Linked DNA regions of Homo sapiens: region 1 is linked to region 2. The links are chromatin contacts, found by Hi-C or POLR2A ChIA-PET in ENCODE. All regions are on one chromosome and are shown on one strand. Each heading gives the region's core, a stretch centred on a gene start or an enhancer-like site at or near the end of the contact. The rest is flanking DNA. Distances are from core to core; before and after follow the strand shown. Region 1 overlaps CC2D2A (coiled-coil and C2 domain containing 2A). Region 2 holds the start of FBXL5 (F-box and leucine rich repeat protein 5).

Region 1 (3,611 bases), core at 1,042-3,541, 130 kb before region 2:
AAAATTAGGTGGGGGTGGTGAGTGGGTGTAATCTCAGCTACTCAGGAGCCTGAGGCAGGAGATTGCTTGAACCTAGGAGGCGAAGGTTGCAGTGAGCAGAGAACATGCCATTGCACTCTAACCTGGGTGACAAGAGCAAAACTCCATCTCAAAAAAAAAAAAAAAGTTGTTGAAAAGCAGTACAAACATCCCTCTTCCTTCTCTCTCTTTCCTTTGTCCTTCCTTCCTTCCTTCCTTCCTTTTTTATTACTTCCATCCTTAACTAAAAAATACTTAACTAAAAGTCTACTATATTCTTAGCTGTGCTAAATTCTGGGAATACAGAGGGAGCAATCTTAGCTTGGCCATAGAGAGACTTTGTGCCTTGGCTGGAAAGACAGAAATGGAAGCAGGTGTTAAAGGCCCTGCAATGTGCAGGAGCCTCCCTTTTTCAGAACTGCATACCCACTGGAGGACTGTGTCATGATTCCAAGCTCCCGCAGAGGTACCACTAGATAAAACTGTCACTTTCCCATCATTGTTCTCACCAGTTTTTCACCAAAGCATTGTTAATCTGCTGCGTTCTAAGCACTTCACTACACAAGACTCTCTTGGTTGCATATGACAGAAACCCATCACAAACTAGCTTAAGCAAAGAGGGAACTTAGTGGCTCAAAAAACTGGAAAGGATCTGGGAATAAATCATAAAATGAAGGAGAACCTTTAGGAAACAAGGTCTCAGGGGCTAGGACCAGGGATTTGATGCCGGCAGGCCTCTCTTCCACCCCTCTTTTCTCTGATTCTTCTTGAATACTGGTGGGCCTCATTCTCTGCAATTGCAGGCATGACAGAATTCTCTACACATAAGGGGATGTGTCCTTTGATAGCCTAAGCTTAACAACTCCAGAAGGAAAGAATCATATTTTTCCCCACAGTTCACATTATCAATACCAAAAAATAAACTCTAGTCAGTGGCAAGTGGATCATTATCCACTAACCTCATGTCCAGAAAACATGGCATGTTTCCAGAAGACGGGAAAGGAGAAATCTTCCCAGGGAAGACCAGAATAATAATTCTAGAATCTACTGCAGGCTCTGAGGTGGACCCAGACTTTGTTGCTATTATTTTTTCAGGGCAAATGTAGAAACTTGTATTTTAAACTTACCAATGATTATTAATTTTCTGTACATTTTTGTTTGTTTGTTTTGAGACACAGCCTCGCTCTGTTGCCCAGGCTGGAGTGCAGTGGTGTAATCTCGGCTCACTGCAACCTCCGCCTCCTGGGTTCAAGCAATTCTCTGCCTCAACCTCCCGAGTAGCTGGGATTATAGGCACCCGCCACCAAACCCGGCTAACTTTTGTATTTTTAGTAGAGACGGGATTTCACCATCTTGGCCAGGCTGGTCTTGAATTCCTGACCTCGTGATCCACCCGCCTTGGCCTCCCAAAGGGCTGGGATTACAGGCATGAGCCACTGCACTCGGCCTTCTGTAAAATTTTTAATTTTTTTTTTTTTTTTTTTTTGAGATGGAGTCTCACTCTGCTGCCCAGGCTGGAGTGCAGTAGCGCAATCTTGGCTCACTGCAAGCTCCGCCTCCCGGGTTCACGCCATTCTCCTGCCTCAGCCTCCCAAGTAGCTGGGACTACAGGTGCCCGCCACCACGCTCGGCTAATTTTTTTGTATTTTCAGTAGAGACGGGGTTTCACCGTGTTAGCCAGGATGGTCTCGATCTCCTGACCTCGTGATCTGCCCGCCTTGGCCTCCCAAAGTGCTGGGATTACAGGCGTGAGCCACCGCACCCGGCTTTAATTTTTTTTTCTCCTTTGGTATGCATCTCTGCACATGGTGAGAACATCAATAGATAATCCATATTCATCACCTCTTAGCATTTCAGTTTTCAGTTGAAGACTAAAAAATCAAATCAATTTTAAAGTTAAAATATACTCTAAATATTATCCCTCCTTGGGAGTAATTGTTGCTATTGTGTTTATGATAGTCATCAATAAATAAGAAAGGAAAACAGACGCAACAAAAAGAAAGACAAGGAACTAGGTGTCTTTCTCCCTAATAGGAAGAGAGTTGAGGTCTTTTGATCCAGTTAGCCCAATGACTACTAAGTGTCCTGAAACACTTTTACACTTGCTTGAGCTGAGTCTAAGGCAGAGACCACTAGCAGGTTTTGGAACTTAGGCTAATGCAGATTTGTGGAAGGAGATGCAAAGTACAGGTGACCTAAGTTGCATTACAAGTAAATAGAACCACTCTACCCACGTTATTTACTCATACCAAGAAGCGTACAAGATGGAACCTGAGAGCCACACCCTGAGTGATCTCATAACTCTGGAACCCCATAGGTAAGAGGCAAGGCAAAGCAAGAATGAGCAGCTGCAAAGCAATTAGAGAGGAATTTTCCATTATGTCTGTGGTTTGAAGTCTAGTTGTACATGTATTTGTGAGGTGGAAATTTTTAATTAATCCAGGTAATCTGGGTTATAAAACACAGAGTGGTCACATGGAGATTAAAAACTAATAATACTAATGCAGTTTATAATTGAATACTTATACCTGAATGAAAGAGAAAAAAAAAATGGCCCTCCATTGTTGCAGTCTGAAGTGTAGGGATATTAATGACCAGATCTGATCTCTGAAAGGCCACCCAGGGCTTTCATAAGATACAAAAGACCAGTGGAAGCTGATCCATGTCCCAGTGGTTTTTCCTTCTATAAATCCAAGTGAAGATTCTTGGAAGAAATTGTTGTTACTGTGTTCATAATAGTTCTCGATATATAAGAAAGGGAACAGATACAACAAAGAGAAAAGGAACTAGAGGTCTTTCTCTCTAATAGTATGGGAGTTGTGGTCTTTTGGGCAGTCTAGCCCAGTGGCTGCAAGGAGTCCTGGAAGCTTTTTATACTTGGTTGGGCTAAGCAAAAAGCAGAGACCACCAGCAATTATTGGAATGTGGGGTAATGCAGATTTGGGAAATACAGCATATTCCAGAAAGTACTGCAATATAGTCAATTCATCCTGATTTGAGCCTAAAATATTTGTAAGCACATTCCAGTTTTCAAGGGCATTTTTAAAATAAAACAATCTGTTCAAAACTTATAATCATAGGACTCTAATGCTGGAATCCCCTCTTCTGGGCTGGGCTTCCTACCTCCCTCTGCACATCCCAGACTTCATGCTTTTAGATCCTAGGGCTGTCTTCCCTTCTAAATTGATTGCTGCTTGAAGACAGGCTGTATCACACTGTAGACATCCATTAATCTTTGTTGAGTAAATGAGATGATGCGTGTGAAATGCCTGATATGATACCTAGTGATCTACGAAATGCTAATTTAATCTTTTTCCTTAGCCTCCTATTTCTACACATGAAAAATTAGAGGCCCAGAGATGTATAGTGACTTGCCCAAGGTCTCAGAGCAAGTTCAAGGTAGAGCCAGGCCTAGAATCCAAGTCTCCTAGCCCAGATCTAGCATGTTTACATAACACCATGCAAAAGAATTAAATGAAGAGTTTGCTGAACATGTTACCCATAATTTAGGGAGAATAAAAGCTTCTTTTCTGATTAGAATTTTTACACTTTTCCTTTAAGCTCATGATTTGTAAATAATTCACTTATGCCAC
Region 2 (3,363 bases), core at 585-3,084:
CACACGCACAAAATTTTCCATATAATTTCAGGTGATCCTAGGCTACCTCTCCACAGTCTAAAGTGGAGAGAAAACCTTGGATTCTGTTAGTCTTCACTTCCACTTTCGATTTTTGAGACCATTTTTTTTTTCTTTCCTGCTATTAAAGAATGGTGTCTGAATGAACGATATTCAAAAGCCAGAGAGGATAAAAACACTATAATACTGCTAAGTAAAAAATTCAGGGATATACCCTCTTGCTTAATGGCTTAACCATTCCTCATGCTTCTCCTAGATGAGTGGTTCTCACCCTCAGCTGCATACTGCACTCAAATGGAGAGCTTTAATCATTTATACCTGATGTCTGGGTGAAATCCTAATTTTAGTGACCTAGACATCAGGACTTCTAATAGTTTTTAGTTTAAGGCTAATAAGCAACCAAGGTTGCAAACCATTGTCCTAGACAGTCCTGGTGTTTCCAACTCATGTGAACTGGGTGTTTCTAAATTTTCAGAATGGAGGGAGGGAGAAGATGGAGTGCTAAGATTTGAAATTCAACGTCACTGCTTTAAATTGCTGGTCTTGAGTGTGGCCTAACAGTGAATACCCTGGGCATCCTCCAATCGCCTGGCTGAGCTATGAAACACCCCTCTTTTCTGTAGACAATGGTTCTGCATAATGCTATGCAATTTCTGAGAATTCCTAAAAGTTGATTTCTATGCTTAAACAGTAGTCATTTGAATGCTTTATTTAGTTGGATCATTTCCACAAGAAACGGGACTGCCTGAGGTTTGCAGATATCCATGACTTTCCCCAACATAAACTGACAAATACGTGGAATGTTAATATTGTTTTAAAATCACTAGCAAAGGGCCCTGAACCATCTCCACAAAAGTGCCTCTTCAGCTTATGCTGCACCAATTATGGGCCCAAAATGGTTCTCACAGTTAAACCAACTTTTCCTGAGGCCCCCTTTATTCGAGCTCATATAAAGAAATCCAAGAGAGAATTGCTGTCTTATAACAAAATCTACATCCAGTAAGTGTTCAGGGCAATAAAAGTTGCAAGGAAAACGATAACGACACATGAAGAGTGAAGGTTCTTCAGTTCTAAACTTGGCTTTTCTCCCAAATCAAACCAGTGAAGAAAGCCGGGGGTAAAAGGAACCGGGTAGCTGGGAGACGCTGCAGTTCCAGCCAGGAAGCCAGCGAGAGGTGCAGAGGATGGGTGGGTGTCTGCACGGAGAGCCCCGAACAGGCCCGGGGGAGTGACGGGGGACGGGAACAACTACTCGGTGCAGATGGGAGTCCACCGCAGGTGGCCGGCCGGGGCACCCAGGGCTTCGAGGAGGTAGGGCCGCTCTCCTTAGAGGCAGCAGCGGGAGTCCCAGCGCGGCGGTGGGGCCGGCCCGAGGGCGGCCAGTGACGCCGGTAGCGCCCCTCCTCAGCCGCCAGGCCCTCGGCAGGGGACGCCGCCCGCCCCGAGAGCACGTCCGAGGCGGCGGCCAGGCCGGCTCTGCGAAGGCCTCGCAGCGGGCGGGCAGGCTGCGGGAGCGGGCGGCGCTGACAGCTGCGCAGGCGGCTACTCGCGCGGCGACGGCACGGGGCTGCGGGCGCGGCGCAGGCCAGGCCGCCCCAAGAACCCAGCCCGCTCCCCATCGCCGCCCGCACCGCCCACAGCGGGAGGCTCAGCGCTCCGTTACCTTGTCGCAGTAGAGCCCCACCAGCTGCTTCATCCGCCAGTGTGGGGCGGTGAAGACGTCCACTTCTTCAGGAAAGGGCGCCATCGCCACTGCCTCAGCCTCCGCCTCAGCAGCCGCGGCCGCCGCCTCTCCATAGACACCCTCGCCGCGGGGCAGAGGCGGCGCGCCCCCTTGCGCATGCGCCCGCCCCGTCGGCGCGCGCGCCCGGTCGGCTTGGCCGGCGGGGACGCGGGGGCGCGCAGGCCGCCGCCATGCGATCCCTGCGGCCCACGTGACCGGGCGCGCGCAGAGGCTCGCGGCTTCTGCCTCCCGCCCCCACTCTTTTCGTTTTTTGTCGTCTTCATAAGCCGCAGAAGGAACCCAAACCTTTTCCCTGTTTCTTTCACTACATGAAAGCACAGTAGCTGAGGGTAGGGGAAAGTCGTTGCAGTGGCGCTCTCGGCGCTTCTCCCGTTGCTGCCCTGCCCACCACGGCCTTGAGGAGAGGCAGCCAAGCACAATGGCCGCGGTCAGGGCCGCGAGCTCTGCTTGTGCCCACGCCCCGACGCCTGCTTGGCCTGGGTGACCAATGCTTCTGGCCAGGACCTCCGGAGCTGCCCTTCGCCTCCCTGCGATTGGCCCGTGCCAGATTTTTCCTGGGGCCGAGCGCAGACCACCCCGGCCGCCACTCAAAGGCCGGGCCTGGCTCCCACCCAGCGGTTGGTGAACCAGAGCTGCGGGCTCTGAGAGCTTCGGTCCCGGGCGGCAGCCCACAGCGGGCGCGGGGCCTGGGTGCGAGGGGCGGGGCAGAGACCGCGAGAGAGAGTTCTCGTGAAATTCGGGAGACTCAACGTGGGGGAAAAACAGTATCTGGGGATCCAGGTGCGGAAATGCACCTCAAGTGCAGGAACGCGGGTCAGGGATAGGCCCGACGGGCCTTGGGGGTGGGGAGAAGGGTGAATAATGGAAGGTTGGTGCGGGAAAGAACCTTGGTACAAATCCCGCCATTTTAAGCGGAGGTTCGGAGAGAAAACAAGGTCACTAACCCAGGAAAATGTCTGCCTCTTTCCCATAAATCGCCTGGCCCTGGCCACAGACCTCCTGGAGACTCTGTTCTCTGCTCACGCCGGTCAGTCTTAGATTGGTTGGCTGGAGTACTGCTGGACAGATAGAGAAATAGGAGAAAACAGGGAAGCCTGAGAACCTTGGGAGGAATTGTTATTTGCTTAATGGCCAGAACCTCCAGGAGGGCAAGAACCAGATATGCTGTGTTCACCCTTGTTCTCTATTATCTATCACAGTTGCAAGACAACATGGGGATCAGTAAATAGTCAACAAATAATGGAGTAGAAGAAGGTGAGAAAGAACTTTGCAGTGGAATGCACCCTATTTAGTTCTAATCTTATATTACTATATGCTATTATAGACAGTGTGAACAGTGGTTAAACCACAGACTCTGGAAGTTAAGATTCCTGGTTTTGCCAGACACTAGCTATACAACCGTTAACAAGCTATATGACTTCTTTATGCCTCAGTTTGCTCTGACATGAAATGAAGCTAATAATACCTACCTCAGAATCTTTATGAGGATTTATATATTTGAAGCACTTATAACAGTACCGTCTGTAAGCTAGTAATACTTTTTTAAAGCAACTCTATGAGGTAGTGCTGCAGGAAATTAAGTCTTCAAGACATTCTAGTAG

What was found. A loop is a pair of places that touch in the nucleus more often than their neighbours do. ChIA-PET counts read pairs that join two places held with the same protein, here RNA polymerase II (POLR2A).
Region 1: a loop to region 2 is called in a map of mammary epithelial cell, with 10 times the contacts of the local background. The contact joins the enhancer-like site here to the promoter of FBXL5 in region 2. A Hi-C loop is called at or near these places in 2 of 168 maps with a recorded cell type or tissue (K562 and mammary epithelial cell). POLR2A ChIA-PET finds 5 or more read pairs at or near these places in 3 of 52 experiments (MCF 10A, PC-9 and WTC11).

The regions. Positions count from the first base shown.
Region 1 is chr4:15,522,965-15,526,575 of GRCh38, forward strand. All of the region lies in intron 11 of CC2D2A (coiled-coil and C2 domain containing 2A), which reads left to right. Among named protein-coding and RNA genes, the nearest start is that of CC2D2A, 55 kb to the left of the region's middle. Within about 2 kb of position 2,292, at least 2 of the 41 ENCODE cell types and tissues checked have a DNase peak (open chromatin) inside an H3K27ac peak, as active enhancers do; they include PC-9 and mammary epithelial cell, where a contact is called at or near this core.
Region 2 is chr4:15,653,523-15,656,885 of GRCh38, forward strand. FBXL5 (F-box and leucine rich repeat protein 5) reads right to left here and starts at 1,835. Exons shown (of 11, transcript NM_012161.4): 1 at 1,682-1,835. The coding sequence starts at 1,765. It also overlaps a transcript of FAM200B not described here. RefSeq lists silencers at 1,270-1,489, 1,520-1,589, 1,728-1,905, 1,830-1,939 and an enhancer at 2,240-2,359.